Regions from separate parts of the Mus musculus genome. Here region 1 is linked to region 2. A link is a contact called in ENCODE Hi-C or POLR2A ChIA-PET data. All regions are on one chromosome and are shown on one strand. The core of a region is the stretch at or near the end of the contact, and the rest is flanking DNA. Distances in the headings are between cores, read along the strand shown. Region 1 overlaps Sh3rf3 (SH3 domain containing ring finger 3). Region 2 overlaps Sh3rf3 (SH3 domain containing ring finger 3).

Region 1 (2,700 bases), core at 18-2,517, 43 kb before region 2:
CACTCTAGTTGGGAGGTGGCCTAGGGGTCTCCAGCCTAACTCAGACTCCTCAAGGGTATTCCTTGGGGTTGGGCATTAACTACCCAAACTGGCTGACCTTAACTTTCAACACCCAAGGAGCCTCTGAGTGAGACTGAGCCTGTGAGAAAGAGACGACAAAGCCCAGGCAGAGGGCAAGTCTTCCCCAGCCACCACGTAGGAGCCATTAATTCTGAAAAATGTCTGCTGGGCTCTGGTGTCTCCTTCTATAAACTCAGGACAGACCAGGTGGTTTAGCAGCTGTGCCGCATGGTTTCCATCAAACCCAGACATATCTGGGAAGAGAGCGGTCTCAACTGAGGAACTTCCTCCTTAGGATTCGCCTATAGGCGACAAGTCTGTGGGATGTTGTCTTGATTAATGAGTGATGTGGAAGGCCCTATCCACTCTGGTGGCACATGTTTTTGCAGGTGGTCCTGGTGTCACTATTAGTACTAGTGACATTTTTTTTTTCAGCAATGGGACACTAGGGATCTGAATATCATCATCATCATCATCATCTATGTGTCTCTCATACATGACATAAAGACCATAGTTTCCCCTCCCTCCACTCCTCCCAGCCCTCCCTACTCCTCTCTGCCCCAGATCCATTCCTCCTGTTTCCCTTAAAACAAAACAAACAAACAAAAAACAGCTTCCCAGGGATAGCAACTGAACACAGCATAACAAGTTACAATAAGACTAGGCACAAATTCTCATATCAAGCTGGATGCAGCAACCCAGTAGGAGGAAAAGGGTCCCGAGAGCAGTCAAAAGAGTCAGAGACACCCCTGTTAGGAGTTCCACAACCCAGCTACACAACCATAACAGATATGCAGAGAACCTAGCTCAGACCAATAGAGGGTGTGTTATTGTCACGTCAGTCTCCATGATCCCCGATGAACCCTGCTTAGTTGATTCTGTAGGCCAAGTTCTCATGGTGTCCCCAATGCCATTGGCTCCTACAATCCTTTCTCCCCTTCTTCTCCAGGGTTTCCCTGGCTCTGCCTATAGGTCTCTGCATCTGCTCCCATCAGTTGCTGGATGAAGCCTCTCTGATGATAACTGACCTGTCAGTATAGCGGAATATCATTAGGAATCATTTCACTGATTTTTTTTTCCAGTCATGTTTGGTACTTGAAATCAGCAGAGAGGGAAGATGGCTTAAGAGTAGGAAGAGGAAGAGATATTCACGCTTAGTCACTGGGCAAGAAAACCCCAGCAGAGCTAAGAAGCAATATCAGTATTTTCTAGAAATAGCAATGTTCACTGGAAGCCACCTCCCCGGTTCTCACCGGAGCAAGAAGCTCGGCTAACGTTCCTGCTGCCACCATCCCTGGTCTGGTGACAGGCATTCTCTCTCTGTCAATAAGTCAGGAATGAGAATGCAGGAGTCTGACTCTGTCACAGAAGTTCTTCCAGGACAAAGAAAGGACAGCCACTTATCTGTACCGTTCCCTCTCCACCCTGTGAGGTGTAGGCTTGCAAAGATCACTCCTTTCAAAATCCCAAACATCGCCCTGTGGCACATTGTTATGTGAGGCAGGAGCACCATGAATATTAAAGGGAAAAACTTTAACCTGGTGGTGGAGCTACCTCTGAGCATCAGTACCATCTCAAGGTTTCCATCATAACTATGCTGCATTATGCATTTATCAGCAAGGAAAAGACAAACATCAGAAATATATGACTTCAGCTTTGAGACTCAGTGTTGTCAATCTATATGTGTATGTGTGTGTATATGTATATAAAAAGCATCTGAATCTACCCATTTGTTTTTTATGCCCCCTTTAACATCATCAATATCACCAAGCCTTAGTATCAGAGGACACAGGCAGCATCACCATGCTCCACCTGCACTGGCCTTTCCTCTGCTCGAGGGTCTGGATGGGATATGTGGGCAAGCCAAGGAACCCACTGAGTCCATCAGGGCTAGGGCTCAGGGTCTCAGGGACATTAACAGGTGCTACATTTGGATAGGGTTTGAATATTGCCCCCACAGAGTCAGGGGCCTGAAACTTGACCTTCAGTAATGATATTGACATGGACCTGTGAGGGGTAGGGCCTGGAAGGAGAAGTTTAAGACATTCAGGCATCTGTCCCTGGACAGACTTAAAGCATTCTTTGAGACCTTGGTTGGCTCACTAGAGAGCAAAATGCTATAAAGGAGTGAGCCTGACCCCTGATTACTTCCTATTCTTGTCTTATGTAAACTCTCCCTCTTCCATGCATTCCCACCACAATGCCACATGCACCATGTGATATAGTTGGGGTGGGGACTCAGCAGAAATTAGACATGCAGGGTAAATTTTGGATTTTAGCCTCAAAAACTAAAATAAGGAAACCTTTCTTTATGAAATAACCCAGCCTCTGGCTTTTGTGGGGATATCAATAGAGAACAGTGGAGAGACCAGGCAAACAAGACCAAGAACCAGGACACTAAATTGTCTGTCCTGTAGACCTGGGAGTGTGGTGGCAGTAGCTCCCTGAGCTCCCCCTGCCACTGTCACCTCCCCTTCCCCCAGTGGACTTGCCCTCTGCAGATACTGGCATGACCAGCGTTCCATGTTCTGAGTGATTCTTCCTAAAAGCAGGAGCACATAGAACCATGTGAGAAAGAGAAGAGGGTCCCTCAGCAGGACTAAAACATCCCAGAATTCAGAGCACAGGCTCTCCAGCTTC
Region 2 (2,700 bases), core at 86-2,585:
CGAACTGGTCCCTGAGCTCTGCAGAGGCAGGAGCATGATGGACAATACAGAGCTAGCACAAGCATTTAATTAATATGGTAAATTCACTTATTAAGCCTCTCAAGAAAGTTTCTCTTTTCTTTTAAATCCCACCAGGGTTCTAAACTGGAGGGAGGGAATATGCTTAACTACATGTTATTTTAAAAAAAAAATTCAAATTACAGCAACGTGGTGAAATTAGCTGAGGGGAAATGGGGAGAGATGGAAAGGGGAGTTGCTTTGTCTAAGTGCTTCCCAACAGTGTGGTATAGTTTAATAAAAGGAACAAGGGCACCACTCTCAGTGGTCAGGGTGCTCATTAGTCAGGGTCCAGGCGATGCTAGCTTATTAAATACTCGACTCAGGACAGACATCTTCCTGGATCTGCGCTTTCTAGATCAAAACAGCTTTCCAGACTCTCTCTGTGACATGTAATGGCATATGACAATTGCATTCTGGAAACAAGTTTAGGATTCCATTGCATCTTTCTTGCTCACAATTTCCACATTTTAATAGCCCACAAATACCAAAAATAGCCCAAATTGTGCTTCTAATAAAAATGCTTTCCCATAAAAGCCTGTGACACACATCCTTCCAAAGGCAGATGGCTCTGCTGTATAACATTATTACATACATAGTTACCTACGTCACAAATATTTCCAAATCCAAAACTGCTAAGCTTTCTTGCTTGTCATTTTTTTCCCCTATACCATTTCCATGGCAACCTGCTTCCTTCCCCTGAAATAAAAAAAAAAAAAAAAAACACAGAAGACATCTTTAAATTGGCATACATCGGAGATAAACTATTTCATCGACACAGCTTATTTTAATGATTACCATACAAGCAATGTTACTCAGAAACAATCATTTCAGTTCATAAAAATGAACCAATGTAAATGGCCCCCTCCGCTTACACAGGATGACAGCGTGGTCATTAAACTTGACACCCAGGCTTCTCAAACATCACATCTTCAGCCTGTATGTCAGCCTCTGTCAGCACATGCAGACTTCCTTCCAGTGCCTACCCAGCTCTACCAGCCTGTTCTTGCAAAGGAGCCAGGACAGATTCTAAAAGGATGCCTTAGGGTTAGTCGGCTGCTTTCTCTCCCTGCAGACACAGCGCTCAGTCCGGTACATGCATGCCCATGTTTATTTCAGAGAGACTTACTAACACAGAAATAAGCAAAGGCCCACAGATGGGCCTGAAGGATGATCTTATTAGTGCCAGAGCAGCCAGAGTTAAACAATCCTTTGTTCCCTTTCCTGTAGAACCTGGAGTTAAAAATACCCGGCCAAGTGCCCAGAATATTTCACACCAAGGAGAATCTCCAGGGAGATCCTCCCTGGAGGTGCTGGCCACCCACGCATGCACACACTTGTAATTCCTAGTGAAACACCAAAAGAGCTAGAAGAGCCGTCTCAGGAGTGTACGCTGCTGTTTACCCATGGCTCTCGGATGCTCTTTAACCCTAAAACACTTTTGAAAAGGAACTGTGATAACTCCAGGTATGATACAGAATAAAGACAAATGCATCCCTACATTTTTTTTCTTTTAAGCAACAAATAACTCATAACCTTACAGTTGATTTCCATGAAAAAAATAGAGAGTGGGGAATTTCAACCCAAGTCTCAGAAATGTTAAACACACACCCTCGCACGCACATGTACACACATGCATACTTGCATACACATAAGGTATGCACACAACACATACTCACATGTGCACACCTGCATGCACACACGCATGCATACATGTACACTTGCACACACTCAGAGGCATGTGTGTGTATACACACACAGACACACACATACATGTGCACATGTACACACATGAACACTTGAACACGTATGTGCACACCTGCACACACACATACACACACATGCACCCACTCAGAGGCACATGTGTGTGCACGTACACACACAAACACAGGAGCCTTCTTATCATCTCTGACTCTCACAGACATCTCAGGTGGGGCACACTCCAGGGACAATGGGCTGCCTTTCAGCCCTCAAAGCCTGGCATTCTGCTGAGATACCACCATACACCTACCCCGCAGCACTCACGGGGTAACAGCTGGCCACCTGCTCCAGTAACACACACGTTACACAGCTCTGCTGTCAGGGAAACCAGCTCTTCTCCACTCTTAGAGTTTATTTTTCCATATGCCCATCAGTTCAGCTCTGTTTTCTACCCAGAGGAAGGCTTCGAAGATACCTGAACAGGGTTAAACTTAACTTCTGTCCCAGGTGACACTTTACAGAAAGGATAAGAACAGCCCAAAGAAATGACCAACAAATTCAGAAAGTGAGACATTCTATTTAAAAAAAAAAAAAAGAAAGAAAGAAAACACCTGGTCTCTTCAAAGAGCCAATGCCTGAAGAAACAGAATTTAGGAGACTTCTAGAACAGCGATTCTCACACTGTGGCATCTGACCACTGTAGGGACTTGAGAGAAAGCAGGCTTGTGGTCAGCTTATATAAGGTGGAGCTATAGCTGGTGGGTCCCCAATTGCTCAGAGGGTATACCTCAAGTCAAAAGTGCCCTAAGTCAAACATGCACTGAACACATGGGACTTTTAAACACCCTCTGCTGCTCACAGCCTCCAGTGCATGCAAGTGTACTGACTGTTTTCCAGTCCTGAAGCAGGGCTTTCTGGGAGCTGTGACTCACTGTTGCTGTC

The links. A loop is a pair of places that touch in the nucleus more often than their neighbours do. ChIA-PET counts read pairs that join two places held with the same protein, here RNA polymerase II (POLR2A).
Region 1: a loop to region 2 is called in a map of regulatory T cell, with 2.2 times the contacts of the local background. The contact joins two enhancer-like sites. A Hi-C loop is called at or near these places in 1 of 37 maps with a recorded cell type or tissue (regulatory T cell). POLR2A ChIA-PET finds 5 or more read pairs at or near these places in 1 of 5 experiments (embryonic stem cell).

What each region holds. Positions count from the first base shown.
Region 1 is chr10:58,912,515-58,915,214 of GRCm38, reverse strand. The region is part of intron 1 of Sh3rf3 (SH3 domain containing ring finger 3); the gene reads right to left. Among named protein-coding and RNA genes, the nearest start is that of Sh3rf3, 100 kb to the right of the region's middle. Within about 2 kb of position 1,267, at least 1 of the 3 ENCODE cell types and tissues checked has a DNase peak (open chromatin) inside an H3K27ac peak, as active enhancers do.
Region 2 is chr10:58,869,992-58,872,691 of GRCm38, reverse strand. The region is part of intron 1 of Sh3rf3 (SH3 domain containing ring finger 3); the gene reads right to left. Among named protein-coding and RNA genes, the nearest start is that of Sh3rf3, 58 kb to the right of the region's middle. Within about 2 kb of position 1,335, at least 1 of the 3 ENCODE cell types and tissues checked has a DNase peak (open chromatin) inside an H3K27ac peak, as active enhancers do.